Linked DNA regions of Homo sapiens: region 1 is linked to region 2. The links are chromatin loops, found by intact Hi-C in ENCODE. Cell type or tissue: HCT116. All regions are shown on one strand.

Region 1 (8,000 bases), 370 kb before region 2:
TTCTTAATGGACTCTTTTGATAATCAGACATTTTTAGTTTTGATAAAGTCTAATTTATCAACTTTTTTCTTTTGGGGGTGCTTTTACTGTGCAGTTGAAGAAATCTTTGCCTATCTAAGATTTACTTCTAATCAAACCATAGTAAATACTGGTAGGTTTCTGAAATATTTTTTCTCTCTTTGAAGCTTTGAAACTTTGTATGTATTCTCTTTATCCAGCATAAAATGCTTTTTGAGGTAAAATAAAATATTTTCTGCAGCTTGTTTGGGCTCTGGGCAAGATAGCTGAAAAGTTAATAATATTTATACAGTGACTTACATGAAAAGATGCTTTATAGATGTTTGCAAAAGTAAATCAACTTACAGATCCGGTAGGAAACTTTGTTCAGTAGATTTGAAATTTCTGATTTATTGTTGCAAATCTATGAGGTGATGTGCTTGGAACAAGCCCCGGAGCACTGATCTGTGCAGCTGCTATGCCAAGGCATGGAGGGCTTAGCGCTGAATCTTACAGATGCACCAATTCTGCCAAAACATATGGGAGGAACTCACTTCAGCTCTTGCTTAAAAGATAACAACACTTTTGGATCAATGGCAATAATGCCAAATTAACACAAAAATCCTTAATTGTGTGTTTCTGATGAATGATTAGTCTCCTAATTCAAAAAGGCAGTGAAACAACCTCCAATTAAAAGTAATGTACTTTACTTAGATTGAATAATAGACAGCATTCTCAATATTCCAACTTGGCATGTAGCAAAGGGGTGATGGAAATTCGTATTTGCCAAGACTGCATGGCAGTTCAGAAAGTTGATTTTAAGCAGGATGATTTCAGAATAATACTTTCCCCATGAGCACTACTTTTTACAGAACCTCTTATGAAAGGGCCTTTCAAAAACATATCTGAGATGAGACAGACTATGGTAGAGTGACTTCAGTTTAGGACAGCTCTACCTTCACAAAGACTTAACAAAGCTCAACTCCTGTAACGCCCTTTATAATGTTTAAAGATGTGCTGTAGGTACTTTTTTGCATATTATCTCTAGTTCCTCACACAATACAATTAGGTATTGTATTGCAAATGAGATTTTATACTCATTTTACAATGAAGAAGTTCAGACTCATTAAAAAATTGTAGAAACCATCCACCTGGTAAGTAGACTTTGGAGGATTCAAACCTAGGTTTGTTTATCAGCAAAGCCTGAGTTCCCCCAACCACCCCCGCCCCCCGGCACAGCACACTGCTTCCCTGGTTCAAGGGCACCATAAAACTTACTACAGTGGAAGGAAATTCCAGAGTTTAAGCTATTGTCAAGGTAAGTCATATATGTGGTCTTCCATTGGTCATCTTGACAAGCTGTGAACAGCTTCATAGATATTTCCTGTTGTTTCTCTATGGTAAACCTTGACTGGCAGGTTTATAATTAGTCTTTCTGTCCAACCCCATTTCTCTTCTCCAGTGAAAGGTTTAGCTATGACACTAAGTCCCTTTTCAGTGAAACAAGGAATATGGTCACTTCTAGTTTGATTTATGCAGGACAATCGGAAAGATTGGGCAAAAGCTGGCTTTGGCTTTCTTTGTTTAGGCTATCTTTGGTTGAGAAAGTGGAAGGGAAAGTTCAAAGATCCAGAAATGGTAAGAAGAAACAAGAAAGCCATCAAGTTTGGTTTATTTTCTCAAGTTGATTATTTATGGCTAGTAGTCCACAGATGAAGAATTTTAATGATCGAAACCTAGAAATATGTGTTGTGCTATTTTGAGCCTGTTTCTTTAAAATGTAAGACTGCTAGAGGTATGAAGAGAAACTTTTGTTGTTTAAAAATAGCATTCGATATTGACAATCTTTTCAAAGTTGCTCATAATCACCATTTAACTGAGTGGATTTTATTTCTGGATACCAAAAGATATGATGATGCTTTTGTTTCTTTTTTTGTTCCTCTTTTTGCAGATAAAGCACACCCTGTCTACATGCACTTTCATTATGCTCTGTTGCAGGAAATTAGCTAACATTTGTGGAATGTGTCATCTTTTACTGCTCAAGGGTTTTGTTTTTCATCCTTTTACAGAAAGGATTGTTCTTAGCACCTTACCAAGAGCGCATCAATATAGTCACGCCACAACTGATGGGTATTGTCTGTTATTTTCATAAAACAGTGTGCAAAAGGCTTCTCAGCCTTCTTTACATAATACAGCGAGTGTCAATAAACAGAGTTTTGTTTTTTTTTTTCCAACAAGCATAGACATTTTATTGGCCAGGTGCGGTGATTCATGCCTGTAATCCAAGTGTTTTGACAGGAGGATGGTTTGAGGCCAGGAGTTTGAGACCAGCCTGGGCAACATAATGAGACTCATCTCTATGGAAAAAAAAAGTAAAAAGTAAAAAATTAGCTGGGTGTGTCTCACGTGCCTGTGACCCAAACTACTCGGGAGGCTGAGGCAGACAGCTTGAGCCCAGGAGTTTGAGGTTACAGTGAGCTATGATTGTGCCACTGTACTCCAGTCTGGATGATGGAGTGAGACTCTGTCTCTAAAAAACAAAAAATAGACATTTTATTATCATCAGGCTTACTATGAAGACTAACAATTGGTAACTGAAGTTCTGCACTGAAAATTTATATTTTAAGATGGTTTTTTTCACAAAAGGAGCTTTTCTTTGTCTAATATTTAAGTCAAGATTCTTGTTCCTGGCTTCAGTATCTCTGCAGTATGTTCATATATTTATTCCTCTGTGTGTGTGTCTCTGTGTGTGTGTGTGTGTGTGTACATATGCATATACACATATATACTCATACCTGCATGCAGGTTCCATTGCTGTTTATCATGTAGGAATTTTTTTCTCATCAGTGACATAGGTTTAGTGACCCATCTTCATTAACTATATCACGAACATTCAGGGACACAACAAAACTAACACTATCAGAATAAATTATTCATCCAAAATCCAGTTTTCCTTCTGGTAACCAAGTACTTAATGATCAGAACAGAGAAAGGCTAAACTTAATAAATGAGACTATTTAAATGAAAATATTCAGGATTGTAAAGGTAAAGATAAATGTTATGTTTGCTGTATTTACAGCTCCTTTGTATGATGCTGTAGCATTTAAAGCCCAATATCCATGTAGGAAATGATGAAGAAGATTGGCAATCAATTGGGAAATTGAATGGGGATGGGTAAACTTTACAGCTGTGGGTTTTAACCAAACCCAATGGTTGTTTTACTACCAGAAGAGTGATTCTGTGGCATATATTTCTTGCAGAAAAGAAAGAGGAGGGATAAACATGTGAGTGCATGTGTCTGCGTATGACAGGGACAGAGAATAAGGAAGCATAAGAATTTTGAGATAATCAGTAGGGAGGGAAAGGGAGAGATGAGCAGGGAGGGAGATGTTAGACTGGCTGTCACAGTGAGGCTGATATTTTTAATTTCTCTTTTTTATTCCCTGTGCTCATTTTGGCTCCAAGTCGCTGAGGCCGTTTCTTCATGAGTTTTAGTATTCTAGTCTAGTGAGACACACAGGGAGACGAGCAAACAAGACTTCAGTGTGAGCCCATCGATTGCTGAAGGGACCCTCGTCTGGCAACATCATTCCTGCATTTTGAGGTCAGCAGTTCTCAGGAAGCTAGGCTGGCTCAGTGCTTGGGATCTGCAGTGGAAGCTGACGCTCCCCACCAATCATCCAGTGAGCACAGGCAATTCTATCTTCCCACTGCTCTAATGATAATGCATTCCTTCCCTTTGAAACACTTAATTTTCAGATTTTGATAACTTCTGCCCACCTTAACTCCTATCAATCAGACTTTATGTAACAGCACTGTGTTTGGTTCCTGAAATGAAATATATTCTTCAGAACAGCTATAAGTGGAACAGGCTCAGAAAGAAGAGTGGATGTCAAATACTGTTTGTCATATCCTAGTAAGAAGTAGACTTTCATATGTAACACATGATCCCAGTGTAGCTTGATATAAATGGAAGATTTAAGTGAAAGAGGTCTATAATTTTGTTGGCAAAATAAAGAGAAATTTCCCTTATGCTAAGACCAAGTAGCCAAAAGTATCTCTGAAAATGGTAGACCTAATTCAATGAAAATCCCTCTGAAATTCTACCAGAGCTTTCGTGATTGTGTTAGTGAAACTCATCAGGTAAGGCTGGAGCTATGAGGATTCTCATCATTAACTTAATGGGGTTTGAGACTCAGATGCTTGAAAATGTGTAAGGTGGTTTGCTGATTTAATGTGAAACCGGAACTGTTGCCACCAGCCGCTCCTACCCACCCCATGTCCTGCCATTCCCATTGTAAGACATGTGTTAATGAGAACTGAATATCATGTGATGGCATCATTGGATCAGTTTGGGAGCCATTATCATACCACCCATGTGTGCTTGCTTTTGCCGTTATGTATTTTCTGGTGAGCAGTTGGAGTTCTTCCTTCAGTTACGAAGTGTGAGTTAATAGATGACACTCTATCCTAGACACTAGGTGGCGGCAGACTGCTGAGATAAACCATTACCCAAGGGACCGAGAGGCTCAAACCTGTTCCCCAATACTCAAAAGGCAGATGAAAATGGCAGGTGGATAAAACTGAATGGTATGAAACAACACACGCAAGATTGCAAATTTTCAAAGGCATGAATCACTATTGCATCCCCCAAAATCGTGTGAAGCTGCTTAAAGCTAACTTTACTTTCTTTAAAACGTCCTGGAGCAGTTATCACCCAATGGCCCTAATACCGTATCCAGTTTTGTTACATCTCTGAAGTCAAAGGTAGACACCCAGATATCATAGCTTCTCTCATTTATCATGAAGGGTTAACTCTAAATCTGTATTTTCAACCAATCTCTTTTTTTTGTTTTAAACATGTTTATAGTTGTTTTAAGTGGTAATATTTAAGTTCAAATAATTAATAGCAATATTTATTAATACTATCAGCCCAATGCTTGAGTAAAAATGCTGAAAAAAGTATAAGATGTTCAACTGTGTGCAAAGCACCACTGAATGTTTTCTAAGAATATTAATTTCTTATGAAAGACTAATAATAGATTGTCAATATAGTTTTAAATATTAAATATAGAACCAAATAAGATTTGACAATGAGAATTTAAAGACCATCATACTGTATTGGTGCACATGACATTCTAATTTTCAGTTTTTTTCCTATAAATGTTTCCTGTAATATGTCTTTGTGAATTGTTTTTTCCACTCAGTTTTAACTCCTAATCAGACCCAGCCCCACCTTGGAGAAGTCAACATCTTTAAGATGTGGAACATTTTAAGATTTATTTAAACTGATGACCAGCTAAAGATAAATAAGATAAATCATAAATATAATAAAAATAAAGAAGAATAAGAAAGCAAATAAAGAAATAAATAATTTTAAAAGAATAAAAACAAATTTAAAAATAAGTTTTAAAAACAGGACACTTTATATACTCTCAACTGGCTATTTCTGTACTCCCAGGGCATAAGCTGAACATAAATGACACTAAATAGGAACCCTAAAAAGAAGTGGAACAGAATTCCCAATGATGAAACCTGGTGCTTCAGGAAAATTCCAGTGTTAGAAGACATTGTGTTTGGAATGAATCCCCCTACACGCTATTACCAAATAAAGTTGTGCCAGGGCAGAATTTGAAGTTTTGTGAATTTGTTTTTAGGTTTTTAAATTGATTTAGGCTTCAGGAATTTCTAAATTTCTGCCAAGTCTAAATAGCTCTTTGTGGTAAGGCTATTAGCCTGTCAACTAGATATCACCAAAGGTCTTCATGAAGTACAAGTGGAAAAATAAGAGACAATTGCACTTTGCATGGATAGCTAAAAATATTTTCCACTCTCAAATACTCATCAAGTAAAAAAAAAAATCAGAGTATGGGCCTTATATCAGGACACTAGTATTTTCTTTGGGACTCTTATTTTTTATGCATAGGCCATATGTACTTTACTAATATTCTACAATGTATAATAGAATTTGGTAATATAAATAACTTGTGGTTTTATTTATATAAAAATTATATAAAGGTATAAAAAGTTTTCATTTTCACTTGCATATTTAATGCGTTGCTTTTGTAAAGAGGAGTACATTTATTTGAAGATAGAATTACCTAGAACATAAATGATGTATGGTTGCAGAATAAACACATTTAAAATGACTTCTTTAATTAATTTTTGAATTTTGAATTTTACCTTATTTAATGTTGATTTTTCTTTTTTAAACCATAGCAGGGTACATTTCTCCTTTGCTACCTGGCTCTACTCTCGGCCAAACCTCCCAGCCCATGGATGAGAATTCTCTTGTGTATCAATGGATATGCATGCTTTATTTTGTTTTATTCTGAGGGGATCTGTTTCTTCCCACAGCAGAAAAAGCAAAGTTGCCTTTTTCAAAGTTGCTTATGCCGTAAGGCATAAGATGGTGGTAATTCTTTGTGTCGACATCTATTTTAGTACAGTTTAAAAGTAGGTACTTTTTTAGTATTTTCAAAGGGGTCTGTCCATATTTCATCTTGATACGTTATTTTTTGCCTAGCACAGTGTCTTGCCTATGGGAAGCATCATATATGTTTTAAATACATCTATACAGTTTAATTGAATGCTAATAAATTACTCCCCCAACTCAGTAATAATGGAGAGAAGGCCAAATGGAAGTGAGGGTGTGGTCATACTCGGAAGGGATTCTTGAAACTGTCTGGTAGAAATAAGGCTTCTATTAATAAATCAGTCAATTCAATTAAACACTAGACTAGTGTCCATTTAATCAGCTTCTGAATTTTGGGTGTACAAGCAAAATAGTGTACGGTTTGGGTGAGTCTGGTTTGTTTTGTGTTTTCCACTATGAAAAAAATCAGAACCACTAGAGGTCACTCCAGTTATTAGCAAGAACTGGTTAGGCTAGTCTTTGTCTTACAGGACAAGGCAGCTCTGGCAAGCCTGCCTAAATTTTGCCATCAGCAGAAGCAGAATAAAAGTTAACTTCAATGCTCATAAATGGTTAGTACAAGTCTATGGTTTGCTCTATCCCATTACGCCATCCTGATTTACCTTCCTCCGTACCATTTCTTTCCGCTGTACCATTTCAATAATAACCTCAGCAGCTGTGTCTACTATGTGTTTATTATGCATCAGGCAATATTCCAAGGATTTTGCATCATTATCATCTTTACTTTGCACAGCAACCCTATGAGGGCTGTACCATTACTGCTACCATTTTACAGAAGATAAAATCAAGGCTCAGAGAATTCACAAAGCTGAGTGACAAGGCTGAGATTCAAACCCAGAGCCCACACTGGTAGACACAGATCGGATCCCATTAACAACAATGGGGTATGCTTGACTCTTATTTTCTATTTAAACAACAGGTTTGAGTGTTGTAACAGGAGAAAAGTTTCGGAATGCATATATGTGGCAACAGGAAGCACTTTGGCATCCCTCAAATCATACTCTACAGGTCAAGCAAATGCAGAGTTGTGTGTGTGTGTGTGTGTGTATGTGTGTGTGTGTGTGTATTTGGGAGGGGAGAGAGAATAGAGGGGAGTATGGAAAATGGATCTAACAAGTTAAAGGTGGGATTGCTGTTCGACATAGTCAAATGGCCAGGCCAGCAGACCCATAAGTCCATCACTTCCAAGTGACTTATCCAAAAGAAAAATAAAACACACCTTCCCAACCCTGCCATTAAAAAGATACTACTCAATCTGAGCAGCGGTTGTGTACTGTGTCTAAAGCCATGAAAGCACCTTTTCTACAGCATCTCGGAACATGTTCAGCGATTTGGTGAAAGACCCAGGAGCTCTTATTCACACCCTGCTTTAAGCAGTAGAGAGCTCTGCTGGCTCAACAAAGCATTTTTTTTTTTCCCCAAGGATTGATAGTATCTATGTATTTACATAATACCTCTGCCTGTGGCAAGCCTGACTTAGATGAAGAAGTGGAGGCTGAGGGAATTTAAAGACACTTGCCTCAGGTTACAAAGCAAGTCAACACAGATGGAGTTTAGCATCCCCAGC
Region 2 (8,000 bases):
CAATTGGCGTCAGTGCTGTATATATTTATACACCAATCCAGAAATAATCTACCGTATGGTTCTCATGTAATTTCTAATTCATCTTCACTGGGAAATTGGGATGCCTTTGGTCAAGAGGAGCTAAAGGAAATGCTTGGTTGCACAGCCTGCCTGGGTCCTATTCTTTCACTTTCCTCTTTGATTTTGATTTTGTGGCTACAATGGTGGTTTTCTTGCATCAGCTTACAAATTGACTGCAAGGGAAGAATTCTCCATCTCTCTTCCTACGATAACTAGATGTCCATGCTTCAACCACAGCTGCATCAGCCGTGGTTCTAAGCGAGGACAGCTGGCAGTCTAAGGGTTGGATTGGTTAACCTTGGAAAGTGCTTCCCCTCCGCCTCCATACATTTCACAGCTGGTTCTCTGACAAATGCGCTCTGACCAACCTCCTCATTGCATAGAGGTCACTGAGTCTGTGGCTCTTCCTGTCCTATGGTGCCTAATATCCCCCTCTTCTGCAGCCACTTGAGTGGGAGTAGAGTGGGCAGGGGAGACCTTCACTTTCCCCATGACGCAGGACTTGAGAAATGACTCCACTGGGACAGGGACTGGCCTTATCATGGCACAAATGTGCTATCACACCCCAGAGGAACGCCTACATCCCCTCAAGCCCAAACTCCCACGAAAACCAAATCACAAAGAAATAGAAGCACGGACTTAAATTGGTTTTCTGCTGCATTTTGGGTTTCCCTTTTTTTTTTTTTTTTTTTGAGATAGAGTCTTGCCCTGTCACCCAGGCTGGAGTGCAGTGGCGCCATCTCAACTCACTGCAACTTCTGCCTCCCGGGTTCAAGTGATTCTCTTGCCTCAGCCTCCCGAGTAGCTGGGATGACAGATGCCTGCCACAGGCCTGACAAATATTTTTTGTGTTTTTAGTAGAGACAGGGTTTCACCATATTGGCCAGGTTGGTCTTGAACTCCTGACCTCAAGTGATCCTCCCACCTCGGCCTCCCAAAGTGGTGGGATTACAGGCGTGAGCCACCGCGCCCGCTGGGTTTTCCTTTTTTAAGGCCTGAGATTGATTTCCATGTATTAACCTTTGAGTACATGAGAAATGCCCATTCTCAGACGATGCAGTTTGGGAGTGTTAAGTCACTTTCTATAGTAGAGACAATTCTCTGCACCAAGAATAGAAGTATATGAAACATTCTTCAACTGGAGCTCGGATCCCATAGGACAACAGTGTCTGTATAGCATCATTATAAAGCACAGGCAGCCCCGGAGTAGCAGGTCATCATATGGTCCTAGGATGAAAACCTCAGTCGTTCAGCAGATTATGAGGAAAGACACTAGGAGTTCCACTCTCTCATTCCAGAGCAAAGTCAGAATCTCTTGCTTACTGATGTCCCTCACAAATTCTAAAACACAGCAATATGTTTTCTCATGCAAGCATTTATCAAAATTTACCACATTTATAAAAAAATTGTAAGTTTACAATTTTGTAAGACTTTTTGGTCTTCTCTTCCAGCCTAGGTATCACTTTCTCAGGACTATCTCCGACCTGAAAACCTCTTTATATTCTTTGAGGTTAAAAGGTTTTATTTTGAGATAAGCGTGGATAATGTTACTCAATCTTTGTTCCAGTTAAGAAATACTGGCCTAATTACATTATTCACAATAGCAAAGACTTGGAACCAACCCCAATGTCCATCAATGATAGTCTGGATTAAGAAAATATGGCACATATACACCATGGAATACTATGCAGCCATAAAAAGGATGAGTTCATGTCCTTTGTAGGGACATGGATGAAGCTGGAAACCATCATTCTGAGCAAACTATAGCAAGGACAGAAAACCAAACACCACCGCATGTTCTCACTTATAGGAGGGAATTGAACAATGAGAACACTTGGACACAGGGTGGGGAACATCACACACCGGTACCTGATGTGGGGTGGGGGGAGGGGGAAGGGATAGCATTAGGAGAAATACCTAATGTAAATGATGAGTTAATGGGTGCAGCACACCAACATGGCACATGTATACATATGTAACAAACCTGCACGTTGTGCACATGTACCCTAGAACCTAAAGAATAATAATAATTAAAAAAAAGAAATATACTTGATAGAAGTTAAGAAGTAAAAGTTTCCTAACAAAAAAAAAAAAAGAAATATTGGCCTAATTAATTAGAAACATACTTGGACTGTCACTTGAGCTTACTCAGGATAAGAGATTTATAATAAAGCACTTAGAATTTTACCAGTTTTTTTCCTAATTTCATCTTCCATATCAAATATTTTAGGAAAAATGAATTTATATATAAAGCTCCCTTTTTAAAGTGAAAATCTACTTTTATTATTAATTGTTTGGCATCAGGGCCAGGCACGGTGGCTCACGCCTGTAATCCCTGCACTTTGGGAAGCCAAGGTAGGTGGATCACCTGAGGTCAGGAGTTTGAGACCAGCCCAGCCAACGTGGCAAAACCCCATCTCTACTAAAAATACAAAAAAAATAGCCTAGTGTGGTGGCACACGCCTGTAGTCCCAGCTACTGGGAAGGCTGAGGCAGGAGAATCACTGGAACCTGAGAGATGGAGGTTGCACTCCAGCCTGGGTGACAGAACGAGATGCCTTCTAAAAAAAAAAAAATTGTTTGGCATCAAAATTACTCATTCACTGGAAGCCATTAGAAAATGTACATTCAAATTTATTCTATTATTGAATGGAAAAACCTACAAAGTGAGATAATACTTTTCTTTTTATTCGCAACCAAGGAATCAGTTTTATTCCCATGGAATCAAATAGGGATTCCTTTTCAACTATTCAGTTGAAATAAGTCAAGAAACAATTCAGTTATCTCAAACAGAATACAGTTTAAAAAGACTGACATACCATTATTGTTATGAAATCTTGTATACAAGAAAAACATGGAGAAACAATCTTTTGAAAGTCTGCTTGTAAAGCCAGTATTCAGGATAGCCCTGTTATGATGTACGCTTTGTGTCTCAGAGAAATCAGAATGTCTGCAACAAAGGCCTATGTGATGGCAATATTGCAGAGCTGCACTGTCCAATATGGTAGACACCAGTCACTTGTGGCTATTTAAATTTAAATTAATGAAAATTAAATAAAAGTAAACACTTGGTCCAGTCTTACTGGCCACATTTCAAATGCTCAATAGTCACCTATGGCCACTGCAGAGCACAAGTAACATTTTCTACATTGCGGAAAGTTCTGTTGGACAGCTCTGTTTTAGAGTCTACTGTAGTACAGATTATCTGTTAAAAGAATGGCTCAACCAATAGCGATCTCAAGTAAGAAATTCGGAGTGAGAGCACAGGAAGGAACTAGAATGGGAGAGGCTTTGAAATGAACAGGCACTGTCTTGGCATTACATACTAGCCATTCAAGGGGAGACCGTTCATGGCAGTGCTTCCTCTTTTCATGGTACTTTTTGTATTTCTTTTTGGTGTATGGAGAGTCAGGGAGTTATGAACTATATGGATTTATCTACTTTGGAAAAACAGAGAAGCATATATTCCCGATAATCATTGTCCTTAGACATGTTAGTAAACATTGCTATGTGGAAGTCACCATGTTACCAAAATTAGCAGCAGATTCAGTGGAGAATAGGAAGGAAGCCTGAGCAGGACAGACTTTCTAAGGAAACGGAGAAAGCTGAGGTTCCTGCCTCACATTTTCCATACAATTGCGCTGTACTTTAGAACCATCTACCTCTTAGTGAAGTCCAACCCCTATTCTACGAATGAGAAAATGGAGACCCAGAGACAAAGAAGTGACTTACCCAAGAACACTTATGGTATCACTGGAACAAGACCAGGGGCGAGATCTCCCTTCTAACATGACTTGGCCCACATTACTACTACTCACTTGCCAAGCAGATACTCCAATCCTCCCCTTCAAACAATGAATATGATAAAATCATCCTTTTAAAGAATAACTGAATTTCAGTTCAGGAAGCACTGTAATTGTCCAAGTGAATGTTTGTCAAATATCTCTTTCTGGTTTTGTTTCTTCATGAATGATCTAGAGTCTGGTCACTTGCTGTCTGGCCCATCCTCAAAAGCCAAACTTTCTCCTAAACTCTGGCTATCTCAGTAGGTCCATGGACACCAATGAAGTCCCCATCTCTGAATGCAAACCTTCCTGATCAATGTAACCTTGGAGAACAGGTTAATTCTAGCACCTTGAGTGAGTTCCAGGTAGGATTCTGGCAGTTCTGGTTGGGTTTGCAGCCAAGAGCCAAAATGCCCCAAAAGAGCCTGAAGTGGACCCTGGTCTTGGTCTTGGCCTTAGAGGTCAGCAGAGCAGTGTTTAACAGCAGAGACTTTTGCTTCAGAAAGACTTGACTTCCAAGTCAATCCAAGCCCAGCCATTTGTCTGTGACTGGACCACTAAGTGACCTCCGCCTCCGTTTCCTCACTTAAAAGTTGAAGTAATAAGAAACACTTCCCTGTGGTTTTGAAAGGATTAAGTTGGCTACTTACTATACATATCTAGCATAATGTGTTAGTGTCAGGAACATGGGATTCACCCCATGAAAGGGGATGTCATTGTTAACTGGTCTGAGAACCCAGAGAAGCAGCAGAAAGACACCTTGGGGGTTCTTGCTTCCAGGCAGCCACCTGGGAGTCAGTTTTCAGATCCTGGCTCTCTACTACCAGCTGAGGGAGCATTTCCAGTTTCAGCTCTCAAATTGTGCCAGTTTAATAAATGCATCAGACCACAAGGTGGTGCTTGATTCTAAAGTTTGATATCAGGAGGCTTTTCTAACCACAAAAGTAGTGAATAGCAAAGTGCATTCAACATTGTTAACAAGAGCCAACTTCCTAACCCTGATACAGATGTATAGGTGGGCTCCTGGCCTCTCTGACTGAAGACCAAGGAGTGTGAGCCACACAAGGAGCATTTGGCATGTGAGGGGGATGGGGAGAGCCTCAGCAAAGCTGAAGCCTTTATTTGGTTTCTTTTCCTACAGCATTATGTAAACTCCTGTCAAACCTACACTTGTGCTGTGTGGTTGTCCTCCAATTTCTGTATTACTCAGGCTCCCATGAGCAGCAGTTCAAGGAGTACAGGGAGGAGGAGCGGAAGAAGGGTGTTCTTGGGACATCAACCCCAAGGTATTTCAAAGCCCACTTCCTCTCGTAGTGCAATGACTGATGCCTCCAGCTATGAGTACAGGTCATGAGGCTCTGTATGTAAAGCAGATGTCACCCCTTTTTATTTTCAACATGCCAGCGTGATGCCACTGGGTCTTGGTGAGTTGGCATCACACACATCATCAGCAGCAATCTTGCCCATGCGGTCGGCTCTGTATAATAACATCTGTATTATAATAATAATAATCATAGTGCCTTAGGTAGGTAGAGCAGCTTGAATTGTCCAAAGGACTTTGCAACCAATTTGCAGTTATTATTGACAGAGCTTTGGTCCTGGTGCAGTCGCTACCTGGACATGACCTTGGGCAATTTCGTGAATTCTGTTTACCTGTAAAATGGTGGAGGAAGAAGGCGGGTAGACTAGATAATTTCTACAGTCCTCTTTAATGCTAGAATTCTGTGAATCAGTCTTGTTTTTCCCTCAGAAGAAGTTCTCCATCCATGAACATTTAGGCTTTAGGGGATGCTAAGAGGGATTTAGGGGGAACCCCTGATGAAAACAAGCAAAATGGAAAAGATCAGGAAAAGGTAGGAGGACAGAGCTAGGAAGGGCTAGGCTTGGAGACAGAATAAAAGAGCTGAAAAGGACTCAGGACCTATAACTTTGGATGAAGGCAACTGAAAGGCTTTTGTGGGAAATACCCCTGTAAAGGAAAACAAAGAGAAAAAAGAGAAAACTTAAATCTGCTGGGTTTTCTTTGGATCCAGCCAAAGGATTAGCTCTAAGATTGTTTTCTAGCTGATCCTCTGATAACAGCTTTCTAAAGGCTTGTGTAGACATCCCTTCACCAAATTTTTTGACCTTTTAATCCTTCTGAAAGTGACCTGTCCCTCTTTCTACTAATGAGAACAGAAAAATAAAAGAAAGTTTGCCAGTCGTCTTTTCAAGAACATTTTGTTGATTTTCTCATTGATGTGAAGGCTGTACCCAACAACCTTTCATTATAAGGTAACCAAAAGGTATATGCATGAATCACAACAGCTACCGTTCATAAACTATACCACTAATTCATAGTTTGCAACATTTTCCTTTAGTCTATTAATACTTTGAGTGAAAGAATCATTTAGGATCAACTTTATTTTAATAGATGCAATTTCATCTTAACTAAGACATTTATGCATTTTTTTCCTTCTAATAACGAAACCACTAACACTGCGGTAAGGCAGAGGAAATGAAAGATGAGTTTGACAGCATCAGGCTGCTTGGCTCAGAGAAAATACAAGATTGCTACATTCCACAAGTTACTGAATTTGGGGGAGCGCTGCATTTGTCCTCTTGAAATGATCTGACTCAGCTTCTCTGAATTTTATGAGTACCCTGGTCATGTCATCTGGGAATCATATGACCCTTATTTATTTGATACTGGACATTTTATTGCTTGGTGAAAAAAAAACCCAATAACTAAAAATATGAACAGACTTCCCATATGGTGATCTAATCAGATATATGTATTGGTAGAGACTATGATCGTGTTACCATATAAAGTGTATATTATAATTATATGTTTTATATTTTATTATATAAAATTATAACATATACTTTATTATATTATATTATAAATATAATATAATATACACTTTATTATATTATATTATAAATATAAACACTTTATTATATTATATTATAATTTTATATAATAAAATATAAAATATATAATTATAATATACACATTATATGCTTCATATTAAGAGATTATATAAAAATGTGAAGAACTGGTATCTCTTAGGAAAATGTCAACATTTTACCCTTTCTTTTATTTAATCTGAATGCTAAAAAAGTCTTTATGGTTTTAAGTCTATTGTTTTTTGGTTTTTTAAAAACTTGTTTTACTAGGTAATAACCAGGAAATTATGACAATAAAGTTTACCTCCCTTAGAAAATCACCGTTAGGTGACTTTATCCACAGTCATCACTGAACACATTAAATTTATACAAGAGATGGAAGCTTATTATAAAGAAAAATTACCATTTATGTGTAACTTGAGTGATATCTGAGTAAAAACTAAAAAAAAAATCAGACAAGAATATTATTTCATGAAAATGTCAGGGTTATAGTGTCTTTCAGTTTCACCAATTCCTCTCTGTTTAATAAAATAAATTTATAGCTTTAACCTACAACTCTGCAGACAACCATGTGTTTGCTTTTGAAATAGTTGTCTAAAAAGCTACTGAAATATTTCCATTTTGCTTCTGTTCAGAGCACGACCCTGGAAGAATCTAGAAGTCAAATTACTATTTAGTTTTAGTAGAAGAAAAAAATAATGTTTAATAGTCAAAGCTGGGCAGCAAATGCATATGGGAAAAACAATAAAACGTGTCTTGAATGGATTTCACTCCATATGAGTTTCCTTTTCCATTGCTTTTCAAATTTGTTTCATTCCTTTAAGTTGATGCTTTTATCTTTTCCTGTTAAGCATGGATTTGACTTTTGATTCGTTGAATTGCAGTGTTGGTGGAACACTGGTTTTTACAATTAAAAATGCCAAGCAAAAAATGTGGCTCCCAGGAGCCCTTCCTGGTCAGTGGTGTTCAATCACCCACTCCTGGCAGAAAGTAAGTGCTGCGGAGAAGCAGGAGTGCCAGGGTTAGATGGCTGAAAGTTCACAGCCAGTTCTGGGCTGTTAATCTCACGGCTTATTGTTTGGTTATAAATCTATTTTTTATTAAAATATAATTACACTTACATAGTAACAAGGCTTGTATATTATGGCAAGTCATTTTTCACAGGGAGAGAACTGCAGACAGATTGCTGGAGATGCAAGGAATTATATTTCTCCACCTTAGGCCAATGAACTACTGTTTTGGTTCTGTGCCTTGGGCAAATCATTT

The links. Peaks named below come from ENCODE experiments on the same cell type or tissue, not always from the same donor. Only the 100,000 strongest peaks of a DNase experiment are listed, where the experiment ranks them.
Region 1: it touches region 2 in a loop (6-fold over the local background); 17 of 110 quality-filtered maps call a loop at or near these places.

The regions. Positions count from the first base shown.
Region 1 is chr6:12,602,455-12,610,454 of GRCh38, reverse strand. No RefSeq gene overlaps it. Among named protein-coding and RNA genes, the nearest start is that of LINC02530, 21 kb to the right of the region's middle. RefSeq lists an enhancer at 1,846-1,965 and a silencer at 4,364-4,658. In HCT116, CTCF peaks have their summits at 4,477 (motif pointing right) and 6,851 (motif pointing right); DNase peaks (open chromatin) are centred at 4,494 and 6,854; H3K4me3 peaks cover 312 bases.
Region 2 is chr6:12,230,924-12,238,923 of GRCh38, reverse strand. It overlaps a transcript of EDN1 not described here. Among named protein-coding and RNA genes, the nearest start is that of EDN1, 55 kb to the left of the region's middle. In HCT116, a CTCF peak has its summit at 4,719 (motif pointing right); a DNase peak (open chromatin) is centred at 4,713.